Linked DNA regions of Homo sapiens: regions 1, 2, 4 and 5 are each linked to region 3. A link is a contact called in ENCODE Hi-C or POLR2A ChIA-PET data. All regions are on one chromosome and are shown on one strand. The core of a region is the stretch at or near the end of the contact, and the rest is flanking DNA. Distances in the headings are between cores, read along the strand shown.

The links. A loop is a pair of places that touch in the nucleus more often than their neighbours do. ChIA-PET counts read pairs that join two places held with the same protein, here RNA polymerase II (POLR2A). Pooled maps may share reads with other maps.
Region 1: a pooled map shows a loop between it and region 3 (4-fold over the local background). The contact joins the promoter of GPD1L here to the enhancer-like site in region 3. A Hi-C loop is called at or near these places in 1 of 37 single-sample maps with no recorded cell type and 6 of 50 pooled maps. POLR2A ChIA-PET finds 5 or more read pairs at or near these places in 1 of 52 experiments (B cell).
Region 2: a loop to region 3 is called in a pooled map, with 5 times the contacts of the local background. The contact joins the promoter of DYNC1LI1 here to the enhancer-like site in region 3. A Hi-C loop is called at or near these places in 2 of 37 single-sample maps with no recorded cell type and 5 of 50 pooled maps.
Region 4: a loop to region 3 is called in a map of OCI-LY7, with 2.9 times the contacts of the local background. The contact joins two enhancer-like sites. A Hi-C loop is called at or near these places in 1 of 168 maps with a recorded cell type or tissue (OCI-LY7), 7 of 37 single-sample maps with no recorded cell type and 5 of 50 pooled maps. POLR2A ChIA-PET finds 5 or more read pairs at or near these places in 1 of 52 experiments (GM12878).
Region 5: a map with no recorded cell type shows a loop between it and region 3 (5-fold over the local background). The contact joins two enhancer-like sites. A Hi-C loop is called at or near these places in 1 of 37 single-sample maps with no recorded cell type and 3 of 50 pooled maps. POLR2A ChIA-PET finds 5 or more read pairs at or near these places in 1 of 52 experiments (activated B cell).

The regions. Positions count from the first base shown.
Region 1 is chr3:32,105,287-32,107,986 of GRCh38, reverse strand. GPD1L (glycerol-3-phosphate dehydrogenase 1 like) reads right to left here and starts at 1,367. Exons shown (of 8, transcript NM_015141.4): 1 at 1,229-1,367. The coding sequence starts at 1,275. RefSeq lists silencers at 965-1,104, 1,225-1,634.
Region 2 is chr3:32,569,581-32,572,280 of GRCh38, reverse strand. It overlaps DYNC1LI1 (dynein cytoplasmic 1 light intermediate chain 1), which reads left to right and starts at 1,423. Exons shown (of 13, transcript NM_016141.4): 1 at 1,423-1,656; 2 at 1,862-1,935. The coding sequence starts at 1,511. RefSeq lists silencers at 1,226-1,485, 1,666-2,155 and an enhancer at 1,430-2,215.
Region 3 is chr3:30,642,860-30,645,559 of GRCh38, reverse strand. It overlaps TGFBR2 (transforming growth factor beta receptor 2), which reads right to left. Exons shown (of 7, transcript NM_003242.6): 2 at 645-813. Among named protein-coding and RNA genes, the nearest start is that of TGFBR2, 38 kb to the right of the region's middle. Within about 2 kb of position 1,284, at least 20 of the 41 ENCODE cell types and tissues checked have a DNase peak (open chromatin) inside an H3K27ac peak, as active enhancers do; they include B cell and OCI-LY7, where a contact is called at or near this core.
Region 4 is chr3:31,950,949-31,953,648 of GRCh38, reverse strand. All of the region lies in intron 1 of OSBPL10 (oxysterol binding protein like 10), which reads left to right. Among named protein-coding and RNA genes, the nearest start is that of OSBPL10, 29 kb to the left of the region's middle. RefSeq lists an enhancer at 1,090-1,139. Within about 2 kb of position 1,273, at least 3 of the 41 ENCODE cell types and tissues checked have a DNase peak (open chromatin) inside an H3K27ac peak, as active enhancers do; they include OCI-LY7, where a contact is called at or near this core.
Region 5 is chr3:31,915,979-31,918,678 of GRCh38, reverse strand. The region is part of intron 1 of OSBPL10 (oxysterol binding protein like 10); the gene reads left to right. Among named protein-coding and RNA genes, the nearest start is that of OSBPL10, 64 kb to the left of the region's middle. Within about 2 kb of position 1,263, at least 2 of the 41 ENCODE cell types and tissues checked have a DNase peak (open chromatin) inside an H3K27ac peak, as active enhancers do.

The DNA.
Region 1 (2,700 bases), core at 118-2,617, 1.5 Mb before region 3:
GCTTGAATCCAGGAGGTGGAGGTTGCAGTGAGCCAAGATCGCACCACTGCAACAGAGTCTTAGTATTGACTTAGCATATGCCAGGCACTAGGGTAGATGCCATTCTCAAAAGTTGGGAGACAGATAATCAAATAACTCCTTATAATGCAGTGATGCAGGCCAGCAATAGGGACACAGAGAGAGGCCACTGGCCTTGCTGGGATGGAAAAGTGAAGAACCAGGTAAGGTTTCCTTCAATAAGTACTTTCTGGGCCAAGTCTTGAAAGAGTAAAACTAAGACCAACTACCTAGGACCAGCTGCTGCAGCACTTCTGATGCCTGTCACGCCACAGAAAAACCGGTAAACAGAAGCACTGAAAGGACATCATCACTCTTAACTATTGTACACCAGTCCCTCCAATGTGGCAGAGTGTACAGCAATGAAAAAAGGCTTGGAAACACCAGATGCTACACTTTGCTTCCTTCCCCCTTCACACCCCCACCTCTACATTCACCCAAACACACCAGAGAATCCCACAGTGTACGTTTGATTAAGGGTACTAGAAGAACTGACATTTCTAATGTGCTCTATAAAATGTTAAAGTCAAATAAGGCCCCAAAGAGACGCAAAGCTTCGCAAACATCTCGGCAAGGGAGAATTCTCAACGCCTCAGGGAGAGCGGCCTGTTGAAACTTGGATTTTCTTCCTGATACGACGCGCCTAAGATAGTGGACCTATCAGAAGCGGGGGCGAGACGGGCACCTTGAAGGGCAGAGCATGCCCCGCCCGTGACCTGGGCAGCAAGAGCCCTTTAGCCCTCTCCGCCTCGGTTTCCTCAACACCGAAACTGCAGTAAGAATGCTCGAGCCTCCACCAAGTCCTTGACCCAGGAGATCCGCCGTGGAGAACGGAATACGCCCTTAGGATATTGTGCAAAACACCCAGGCGTGGCAAGCAGGTGGCTTCTGTGCGCTCAGTAACGGGGGCGCAGACAGGTGCCCGCGTGCTCGGGGTGCCCTCTCTCCGCGCTGTCCCCCGCACGCACGCGAGCCCAGCGCCTCCCGAGCGAGTGCCCCGGTGCGGCCTCCTCGGGCGCACGGTGCCCAGCCCAGCAACGAGGTCGCCCACCCCGCCTCCCTGCGCGCAGTGCCCGGTGCCCACGCCGCAGCATGGGGCGCGCAGCCCTCACCGCCCGGGAGAGGCGCTTCCTGGAAGCGGAGCCCCGGCCTCCAGCCCGCCGCCGCTCACCAGTTCCCCGAGCCCACGATGCACACTTTCAGGGGCGCCGCTGCCATGGCCGGGCCGAATGTAGCCGCCTGGACCGTGCTTCCCTGGCCGGCTGCCCACCTCCGCCTGTTCAGCCTTGCCCGCAGCGGCTGGCGGCGGCCCCGCCCCTTTCGCCTCTCCGCCAATGGTCGCGGCCACCCCCGCCCGGCGCCGGGGGCCGCAGCTGACAGCGGGGCAGGACCCGCTTCGCCACTCCCAAGAACCACTGCGCACGCCTGGCCCCGGCCGGCCTCCAGGCCCGGCTCCGGCACCGCCCCGCCCTGCCCGAGGCACGTCGGGACATGTAGTCCTCACCCCCCGTCGCTGCGCGGCCCTAGGCAGCAGCTCCCGCCGCGCCACATGCAGGCCCAGGCCACTGAGCAGCGACTCGCGCCCCTGGTTCCCGGTGGAGGCTGCACTCCATCCTCATGGGTGGAGCAGACCCAACCAGCTTGCCGTGGTGCCCCCTACACGCTCCTTTTTCCCTACTCGGGAAGGGCTGCCACATTGCCATTTGGAGCCGAGAGAGGCTCCTAGGTTGACTCTCAAGCCGACCAGACTTGGGGCAGAGCTCGAAATGCCCACCCGACCTTGTCATCCTCTGTTTCATTTGCACAAACAAGACACAGCCTGGCACCTCTGAACTTCTTAGAGAACTTGGATCTTCAGAGGACTTTGGAATTTGGCTGAACAGTACCTGCATTTCAAGGATGACACCTTTTCTAGTTAGAGTCAAGATAGAAACTTGACCTGGTGCAGTGGCTCACACCTGTAATCCCAGCACTTTTGGAGGCCGAGTCAGGAAGATCACTTGAGCCCAGGAGTTCGAGACCAGCCTGAGCAACATAATTAGGACCCCCCACCCCTCTGTACAAAAATTTAAAAAATTAGCCAAGCATGGTGGCACGCACCTATAGTCCTAGCTACTCAGGAGGCTGAGGCGGGAGAATTGCATGTGCCCAGGAGGTCGAGGCTTCAGTGAGCCAGGATAGGGCCACTGCACTCCAGACTGAAGGACAGTGAGACCCTGTCTCAACAAAAAATAAATACATAAAAATAAAGGGAAAAAGGTAACAACAGCTTGCATTCAGTGGGTGTCACCCTCACACGCTTACTTGGCAGGAATTGCTTTACCATTGTCTTTGCCCAGGGCCTGACTTATCCCTTGCTTGTGGTTTGTTTGCATTTGTGAGTAACACAATGCTCTCCTCCTTGACAAATAGAATCTTAGTTTGTTCATTCTGAGCATCAGTCTCTGCCAGGCACTGTGCTAGACGCTGTCAGAGTAGGACAAAGTCCTTTAAACCAGTGGTTCTCAAACTCTGCTGCATATTAGTCACTGGGGCTTTTAAAAATCCCCATGCCCAGACACCATTGCAGGCCAGTTACATCAGAATGTCCCATGGTGGGATCCAGGCATCAGGATATTTACTTATTGACATATATTTTTTGAG
Region 2 (2,700 bases), core at 174-2,673, 1.9 Mb before region 3:
TAAGCAATCTGCCTGCCTTGGCCTCCCAAAGCGCTGGCATTACAGGTGACAAAGAATTTTAGCTCCAAGAGTTCTTTAGGCCCATCACTTCTAGAGGTTGGTCAGATATTAATGGTGTGAAAGGTAAAGAAAGTCATTGATAACAATTAACATGTGGTAAGCGCTTAAGATTTGCCAGTCGTTATTCTAAGCCATTTTACATGAATCATCCCGTTTAATCTCAATAACAACTCTAAGTTCTTTTATCCTCATTTGACAGATAAGGAAACTGAGACTCACGGAGGTTAAGTAAATTGCCTAAGGTTACACAGCCAGTAAACTCGAAGAGCTAGACCTGAACTCAGATTTGCCAGCCTCCAAAGGCTTCCAGACTTCTAACCGTAATGCTAATATATAGCAAATAGTCTTTAGTTGTGGATTTTCTCACTAGCATAACAGCATTGATCAGGCCATATTCTAGCAAGTGATTTTCAAATATGAAGTGACAGAGATAACATACAAAGGCCAGGCAATTTTAAGCAAATGCTCTTACAGGTGTACTAGGACAGAGCCTTAAAACCAATGACTCCTTCTAAACATGGAGTTCAGACATTCAAATACCTTTACCTAGTAAAGTTCTAATAGAAAAGGAGTTATTTTAGGGCTAGTATAAGTCCATCCATGTATTCCCAGTGTCAACTGTGCTCGACGTAGTAAGTGTGGAATCAATGTCTAGTGACCGGTTAGATGACCCGCATAGTGGATCTTTTCAAATCTCACATGGAGGATCTCATACAAAAACATTAAGAACATTAAAGCAAGCCCTGACAATAATTTTTAAAAAATAACAGTCTATTTCCAGGGTAAACAATTACTTTGTCACGCCGCTGCTTAGGGGCTCGGAGAACCTGCTTCTGATGTGGGTCCAGGTTGAGGAACACTTCGCCACTTGAGAACGCAAATAAAGTCCAGAAATCCAGGACCACAGCAATACTCCAGCCCAGGGTTGCAGGGCAGCCTCTTTACCAGCCGGGCGACCCATTTCTATCTTGGCGCCGGCGAAGCGCCGGTTTGGGCGGGGGACCGCTCTCAGCCTGAACAGTGGGTGGGCCGGCAATGACAATGCAGGAATTCCGCGCAGGCCGCAGGGTTTGGGGACCTGTCTGAAGGGTGGGAGGGAGCACTTTTCACCTGACACACCCAACCCCCCTGCCGCAGCCCAGGGCCGCGGATGAGCGGAAGGAAAGCACTTCCATACTGTCAGATCACTGGGCTTCAGTTGCAGCATAGCGGCCCACCCCGCCGCCCGCGTACGCTCAGCCCCTCAGCGCCGGCCAGGCAGCCACGCACGCGCAGTCCGTTCTCGCTCGCTCCATCAGTCCTGGCCCGGCCCGGGGCCCCGCCCCCGCAGGCCCCGCCCCGCTCCCGTGCGCTGAACGCCCCATATCCGGGTTCCCGCCGCCTCCACCGCCACCGCCTCAGCCGCCTCGCACATTTAGTCTTGCCGGGAGTGGTGTGATTCCCGACCAAGATGGCGGCCGTGGGGCGAGTCGGCTCCTTCGGTTCTTCTCCGCCGGGATTATCCTCGACTTACACTGGCGGCCCCTTGGGCAACGAGATAGCGTCGGGCAACGGTGGCGCCGCGGCAGGCGACGACGAGGACGGGCAGAACCTTTGGTAACGACTCCACCTCTCCCTCAGCCCCCGCTGGCTCCCCCGGCCTTGCGCGGACGCCTCGGGATCCCGTGCCCGCTGGAGCTCGGCGCCGGGCCCGGCCACTGCGTTCCCGGCAGCCCCATCCCCGGCGCGCCGAGGCCGGGTCCGTCCCTCCCGCGCTGCGGCTCCGGCCTCCGGCCTCACCGTACGCCTTGCTTCCCGTTAGGTCCTGCATCCTCAGCGAGGTCTCCACCCGCTCGCGCTCCAAGCTCCCTGCGGGGAAGAACGTGCTACTGCTGGGTAAGTGTTCCCTGCCTCGCCCCGCCCCGCCCGGCCCCCAGCGGCCCGGGGTACCTGGTCCGCGGGCTAGCTCGCTGGCTCTCTTTGTGCGGACAGCCGGCCCAGCCCCGCCCCGCCTCGCCTCCCGACCTGTCGCGGATGGCTGGGAGAGAAGGGGAACACGAGACCCTTGACCCAGGACCTGCGGGGACCCGCCCTCCCTCAGGTTCCTCCTCCTCCTCCCCGGTATATGGGGGTGGCCCTGACAGCTTCCCCTGGGAAGGACAGAATTCGATCGCTCATCTGAGGGATTCTCGTGGCCTGGGGTTTATCTAGAAAATGACAGGTTTTCTTTCATCACAAAAATTGGTAGCAGGAGGCTCTTTGCGAGAGCTGCAGCGCAAATGGCATGCCATTAATATTTAATAGCTGACTCTTTGTATAATTGACAGAAGCTAGAACTAAGACCTGGCGATAAATGTTCTTGATTCAGCGTTCTCTGGTACAATGTGCTCGTGTTGCAGCTACCTTAACTGTCACATATAATTCTGAAATTTGTAAAGGGCAGTAGAACACAACTTTCTAGTTAAGTCTTTTCAGCCAAATGGATGTAATAAGGAGAAACGGTCCAGTGTCAGTTCTCCTGATTGTTCTGTATCTCCTCGGCTCTCTGGAAGTTGTGTATTCTGTTTCTTTAGTGACTCTGGGGGTGGGGATAGAGGACTGAGGGAGAATAGTTCGCAGATTCGCATTTTTCTAGGCTTAGCTCCTGAATCATTTATAGGA
Region 3 (2,700 bases), core at 35-2,534:
GAGCCAAGATTGTGCCATGGCACTCTAGCCTGAATGACAGAGCAAGACTCCATCTCAAAAAAAAAAAAGAAATATGTAGTTCTGAGCTGAGAGAAAGAAGTCATATCTATCCCAATGGTTATATGAATAATATAACCAGAATTTCTGACTAAAAAAACAGGTTGTTTTTGTGGTTCTCCAAGTAGATTCCCCATTTTTGGCTGGTAGTTTTCTCTTCCAACAGCCAACCTTTCATCACCTCTTCTTCCAGACCTGAGATTGCCTCAAGAGAACAAAGCTCCTGGTCTCACTATGGGGTGCTGAGGAGGTGTCGGTTAAATGACTACTAAGCGGCAAATCCCTCTTCTTGATACAAGAAAGAGTTTCCAGATTTATTATATTAAAGATCATTTTATGATCTTTACATTTATCATGATCATTTTATAATCATGATACGTTTATATACCCACATAAACGTACACATACATGCAGAGAACACCCCTAGAAACTACATTTAATAATCGAAAGAGAGATGGTCTAAAGGAAAGGGAAATGGAACAGGTGTTTACATTTAGGAGACAGAGATACACTGACTGTGTGTACTATGAGAATACATTATGTAAAAAGGGGAAAAGAAAGAATAACTTCTTAAAAGGCTTGCTTACCATACAGCCACACAGACTTCCTGTGGCTTCTCACAGATGGAGGTGATGCTGCAGTTGCTCATGCAGGATTTCTGGTTGTCACAGGTGGAAAATCTCACATCACAAAATTTACACAGTTGTGGAAACTTGACTGCACCGTTGTTGTCAGTGACTATCATGTCGTTATTAACTGAGGAGAGAGAAAGATATATTAAATGATTATCCAACTGCCAGGCAGCCTGCCAATGAATTCCTGAAGATGTTATGCAATTTCAAATGAACTTGATGTCATGAGAATGAATCTGAAGAAAGGCAAAATAATTCCTTCACATCAGATTAGAATTATCTGGTGTATGCAATTTGTAATAAAATCCATTGTACCGTGGTGAGGGGTGGTGAGGGGTTGGGGTGGTTGAGTAGCCATTTGCTTTTGTCAATGGTTGTCATAAGGTCCACTTTCTACAAAAATCTTATCATTCAATAAAGAAACCTAGATGGGCCCACTGCATAGTACGGAGTGCTGGGCCCACAAATAAAAGTACCCTTAAGGAAATTATAGTTTAGCTGGTGAATAAGACAGGAAACAGACCAAGTCAGGGTGACCCAAAATAGAGGGCAGCACAGAGGATGTGGGAGCCAGGCGAGCATCACCGCTCAGCTGGGCAGGGAGGCTATAACCTCACAGAGTCATGAAGTGCCACACCAAAGGAGGAACCGTTGCTGGAGGCACAAGATTTTGCCGCCATTTTCCTGACCTACTCCTGAAAGAGCTATAAGGGTCTTCTTTTCAAGGGACTAGTTCTACTGATCTCTCTCTGTGTTTGAGGCAAATCAATTGATTAACTAACACTTACTGAGTGCCTCCTAGACACAATCCCAAGCATTGGTGAGGCATTGGAGTTATGATCGCAGCAAATAAAAGCTGAATCCACCTCAGGATCTGCCTTCTGTACCTCTCCCTTATCACCACCATCACCAATCTCCTGCCCCCTTCTGGGAAGAAGCCAAGTTCATTCCCTCCTCAGGCCTTTCACTTGCTATTACCTTTGTTTAGCTTCCTGTCACTTTTCTGATCTCTGATCAAATGCCACCTCTTCATCCTATAGCAACTCTGTTTTATTTATTGTCTGCACAAACTATCTGCATCGCATACTTGCTAATAATCTATCCACAAAAATGTAAGCTCCATGAAACTTTCTCCACCTCACTTACCTACTATATCTCCAGTGCCAGGAAGAGAACCTTTCACATAGCAGGCATACAAAAATGTTTATTGGATAAATGAGTGAACACAGGATGAATACAAGGAGTCCATGTTTGGCCCTTGATGCCATGTAGGATAGGATACAGAACTTCTTCACTCAGATTAGAGAGGAATGTGATTATAAATGTGATATTCATTCACATTTATTCAATAAAATATGGAAGACAGACTATTCTTTGCAAAATACAGGCTGCAAACTAGGGGCAGTTCAAATAAAGGTGTAACACCCCATTCCCCATTTTCTTCCTCAATGAGATGGTGATGATGTTTAAGACATGAGTTTGGACAGTCAGTGAAGTATGACAAGGCTACTAGGCACTCAACCAGCAAACATGAATTAATACTTACATGCTAGACTAAGAAACATTAAGCACTTAGACCGCATGGGGTGCTGGAACAGTTGCTGGGCCACAGAAAGTTGTGAGGTACTTTTCCAAGGCATAACCCTTAGAGAGGCCTAAGAAAAGCCTCATGTTCCCTCCGCTCTTGCCTAGAGAGGAACACTTTCAATGCCTTTCCACAGTCACTCTCTGTCCTGTGAATTTTAGGATTCTGTCATAGATACTTTGCCCTGCAACTGTCTTTGTAGCTTGGGCATAGCACCTGTTTCCTGGGTCTCTAAAAATATAAACGTATATAAATTTAAGATTTGCTTTCTTGTGGTAACAGTAAATATAGAAGAAAAAAATAAAGCCATTCATCCCTCTCGGGCCTCAAGTTCATTTCAGGAAGTTTATTTTTAGGTAACAAGCTATTTTGAAATTCTCAGTGTCTCCCAGACCAAGAGCTCTATGCTTAGCTAAAAATATAGGC
Region 4 (2,700 bases), core at 24-2,523, 1.3 Mb before region 3:
AGATTGCTTGAGCCCAGGAGCTTGAGATCAGCCTGGGAAACATGGTAAAACCGTCTTTACAAAAAATACAAAAATTAGCCAGGTGTGGTGGCATGCATCTGTAGTCCCAGTTACTTAGGAGGCTGAGGTGGGAGGATTGCTTGAGCCCAGGAGGCTGAGGCTGCAGTGAGCTGTGATCAAGCCACTGCACTCCAGTCTAGACCCTGTCCTCAACAGCAACAACAACAACAACAGAATCACTTCTGCTTGGTAAGGGGGAAGCAGTGCCCACTCTTTGTGTGTGTGGGGGTATTAAATAATATAATGTGTGGCAACTGAGTGTTGGACACAGCAAGGCTCTGCAGATGTTATTTCCTGCCTTGCTTCTGTCCCGTGGAGAGGTTCTGAAACCTTTCTGCATATTAAAAGTATCTGAGGACCGGGCGCGCTGGCTCACGCCTGTAATCTCAGCACTTTGGGAGGTTGAGGTGGATGGATCACGAGGTCAGGAGTTCAAGACCAGCCTGGCCAAGATGGTGAGACCCCCGTCTCTACTAAAAATACAAAAAAATTAGCCAGGCATGGTGGTGGGCGCCTGTAATCCCAGCTACTCAGGAGGCTGAGGCGGAGCATTGCTTGAACCCTGGAGGCGGAGGTTGCAGTGAGCCGAGATTGCACCATTGCACTCCAGCCTGGGCTACAGAATGAGACTCCGTCTCAAAAAAAAAAAAAAAAAAAAAGTAGGAAGATTTTACAAAAATTTCATCACCAGATCCCATCCTGGACCAGTTGAACCAGAATATAGGACCCTTCCCCGACAGCCACAGTTTAAAGTCACTGATTAGTACCTGAGAGAATCATCTTCACACATATTATCACCACTAATTCTAATAACCACACAAGGCGGGCAGGTTTTAGTAATATTTAATATTTAGTAATATCAGAGCCAACTGATGTTGGGGGGACATTCTAACACAGGTCAGTCTGATTCCAAGTGCCACATCCTTCCTACTATTCTGTGTTCCCTCTGATCCTTTCGTGTGAATGGATTTTACATAGTAGTATGATCATCCCTTCATTCAGTTGTTGATTCCTTCTCATTGCTCCCCATGCTGTGCCTGAAGGTACAGTGGGGACTATTGTAGATGGGTTCCTGCCCCAAGTTGCTGGTGGGCTAGGAAGAAGATGCACAGCAGTGGTTGAACTGCAGCATGCAAAGTGCTCTCACGGAGCGTGACGAGGGATACGCCTGGATGTAGGGTGGGGAACTCTTTTGGAGGAAGTGCCACCTGGTTAAGATCTAGGGTGAGAGAGGAAACATGACTCTTGAAGGGAAGTGAAAGAAGCTCAGAAGGTGAAAACAAGAAAAGAACCTGGACAAACAGATGAATTTATCACTTGAATAGTTTTGCCTCACTGAAGAAAACATATTTCTTAATCCACCTAATGTGTACTAAGGCATGGCTTTCCACTTTGCACCAGGATTCTTTATTTGCATTTGCAAAATAAAACAAAATGCTTTATCGTAGGTTTTCTATAAATTCCAAATTTCATTGAATTTAAGAGTCTTTTGTTTAATATGACTATATGTTAACATGTAAATAAGTTTGTCTTTAGAGCTAACAAATCCTAATAAACAATACTCATTTCCCACCACTCATGGAAGGCACAGATTATAGTAGGAGTTCTGTAAGAGTTGCACACTAATGGAGTTTTAGGCAGGGATTCTTGAATCTTGTGAATTATATCTAATTTTTTTCTTCGCTGGTGGAAATCTTAAGAGTATAGCACGGTGTTAAAGCATGGGTTTTAAAGTTAATGAAAAGCTTAGTTTGTCACTTTCACTTAACTGGATGTGTAAAGTTATCCTACCTTTTTAACTCTCAGTTTCTTCATCAGTAAAATGGGAATAATAATAAATACTCCATATAATTTAAATATATAATTATATAGTTTAAATTAACATTTATATATTAGTTTCTATTTTTATAATTGTATACAATCATAGAATAAATGATCTAAATAGCTTTTTTCTAATATTTGAAAAATATAATTGATTTATATTAAAGAATATATGCAATCATATATGTAACAGAGCATAAGAAAATGAACAGGCATGAGCTCACCATTCACTCTAGGAAGGATAATATAACCACTAGTAGCTCATCTGCCCAAGTATTCTTCTTCAACTCAATCCTTTCCTCCCCTCTTTTAGGTAACCACTAACTCTTGAGTTTCAAGTTCATCATTCCTTCACCTTTGTATAATATAAAGTATTTTTATAATAGATATTTTACAAAAATAATGTGTGTTATCTCTCTGTATTATTTAGTTTTGTTTCTCAGTTTTATATTTTTAAAAGGATGTTGTATATAGTTTTCTGCAAGTCTTTTTTTTTTCCCGTTTTGTTTCCAAAATTGATTCCCGTTATTGTGTCTAACTTCAGTGCATTTCTTTTCAATGCTGTATAACATTCTTTGTGTGACTATGTCACAAATTTTTTATCCTGGTGATGGGTATTTAGGTTGTTCACCATTTCTTCCTCTGTGAACGGTGTTACTGCTGTGTGTAAGTTAGTATGTATCTCCCAGTACACACACGCAAGAATTTCCTTGTGATGTTGATGTAGAAGTTGAATTGTTGGTGTGTTAGTCCGTTTTGCATTGCTATAAAGGAATATCTGAGACTGGGTAATTTATAAAGAAAAGAGGTTTATTTGGC
Region 5 (2,700 bases), core at 14-2,513, 1.3 Mb before region 3:
TCTACCCCATACACTGACTTTGCTTTCCTATCCTTATAGGCTTGGGCTGGAGGTAGTGGGGCCAGTGACTTGCTTACTTTCATTTGTTTCCTGTTTGGTCAGCAGTGGTCCCAGTGATGACCGCCTTACTATCTCATTAACCCTTTTCCTTTCTGAGGTGATTTTCCATTCCAAACTCTTTAGACACAAAACTGCTCTGGAGCCAGGCATGGTAGCTCACTCCTCAGGAGGCTGAGGCAGGAGGATCGTTTGAGCCCAGGAGTTCGAGGCTACAGTGAGCTATGATCATACCACTGTACTCTGGCCTGGGCAACAGAATGAGACCCTGTCTCTTTAAAAAAAAAAAAAAGAAAAGAAAAAACAACTCCAGTGTGTGTCTTCTAGATGTTTTTGTTTCACTTTCAGGGACTTGTCTTGCTGTCTTTTAACTTTGTCATTATTACTATTTTTTAAAGCAAAAGAGAAAGTTTAAAATACTGGCATAAAGGTTAAGTGAATTGTCATTGTGTTTTTAATAACTGAGGAGGGCTTTTGTTTGGAATGATATTTATAGTAAGTTGTTCTTTTTCAATTATTAGTTTATTAAAATAGTAAATTTTAAAACCTAGTATTTCTTGAACTTTAAGCTCAACTTGTAGATAAATTTTTATTTATAAAGTAGTAATTTTCATGTCAAAAATGGTTTCACTTATTCATTGATTAACCTCACTTAGTTTCTAAATTTAACAAATTAAAGTTATTAAGGCTGTTAGCACCACTTAAAGATTTAATCAGAGTCCCTTGATGTTTTAAACTGTAATCACACATTTTAAGTATCTGTTTCTCTCAAACACCTTAACTAAGGCTGATAACAAAACCGAGGAGCAAAGTCAGCCTCATACTTCAGCAGCTCTTGGGAATTAGTGCAGTAATCCTACTGGAAGCCAAGAGGAAAAAAGAGTGCGTTAGTCCAGTCAAGGTTACATGTTTTGAGGTATTGATTGATTGATTGTCAGCATACTAGATCAGTTTGTACCTTCCAAGGTGCTCCTTCCTATCTCAACAGCTAGTTTCTTTTCTCTTTTTGTGTTTTAAATCAGGCAGCCTCCAGAACCAGAATAGGTTCAGAGAGACTCTCAAAAGCTGGTTGCTTGATAAAAACAAAGCATACTTGTGAGTAGGAGGTTTGGGTGTCTGTAGTCTTTCAGCTGGGGGTTACCTATTTGCATAGGTTGCACTTGTCTGCAGCCAGGTGTGCTAAACTACCCATCATGTAAATTAACAGAGGCTCTTGAATGTACTTTTTTTCTCTAGTCAAGCAGTAAGGATTTATTCTTTTCATTTTTCACAACATAGCAAAAGACACCTCGTTAATAGCTTTTCACTATAAAGACTGTAAAGATTGAATTACTTTCTCATTTGGTTGGGACTCCTAGTGGAGTTGGACACTGAAATTCCTTTGCCAAGGCCCTTGGCCCCACCTCACATGAACGCTGTAACTGTCGTGTAATTTCTTGTGTGGGGCCTAGTGTGGGCACCGGTGGGATGCTGAACCCCGGCTGTGACACCGACTTTGTCTTGTCTTATTCTCCAGTGTCCTATTGACCTCCTCCTGGAATCTCATTATTGATGTGCACAAGGGAAGTAAAGTAATGCAAGGAGGCACAGCCTCACATTATTTAGAAGAAATGCTTTTGGAGAGGCTTGAAATCGATTTTTTGAAATCTAAATATTAGAACAAAAGAGATATATTTAGTCTGCATATCTTAATAGGAGTCCCGGCTTACAATAAAAACATTTATTAAACAGTTAAAGATGGAAAGCAGAGATAAGCAACCATTTTCAGGAGAGGGCCAGGTGGATGAATCAACACAATTGGTCTTTTTGGCAAGAATGTTAAAACCTGTTGGTTTTGATTTTGTTAATTGGAAACAGCGAGGGAGATTAACAGGTGCCTGAGAAGTAATTAATCAGGGATTTAGAGAGCTTTTATGTTATCAGGGAAAGGTGATTTTGAAAGTGTCCACTCCAATATTTAAGAGTACTGAGTGGAACAAACATTTACATTTTTACTGTATTGATTAGCTTACTCATTGGTGAGCCATGGACTGTGGAAAATGATCATTTGTGGGGGTGGGTGATAAAAGACTAAGAGTCAATTTAGAGTGAGGTTTGGTGCATGAAAAAAGGTGTCAGATATTTTACTTCTGACTGCTCATGAGAACAAAGGCATCATAATGCTTATAACCAACCTGTTGTTACACTTGACTCCTCTGTTTTTAGAGGCAGTGGGGTGGCCACTCACTCTACACTTGCCAAATCACCCAATTAGGAAGACAAACCAAGAAGGAACATTTTACGTGACTTTAGAATTGGGGAAATAGGTGAGTAGGAAGCTGTACAAAATATGCACATTGATTTCTGCATGTTAACTTATTTTGGGTTCTAGAATGTAGAAGCCAGTATCAGTGCATCCATGTTTGTGTGCTATAGCCTTTTGGATAGAATTTGATCAGTATCAAAATAAATACATGCATACTTATTGTACATTAATTATTTCCCTCCTGGAGACAGTGCTGGATTCTTTTTTTTTTTTTTTTTTTGAGACGGAGTTTCACTCTTGTCACCCAGGCTGGAGTGCAATGGTGCGATCTTGGCTCACTGCAACCTCCACCTCCCGGGTTCAAGCGATTCTCTTGCCTCAGCCTCCCGAGTAGCTGG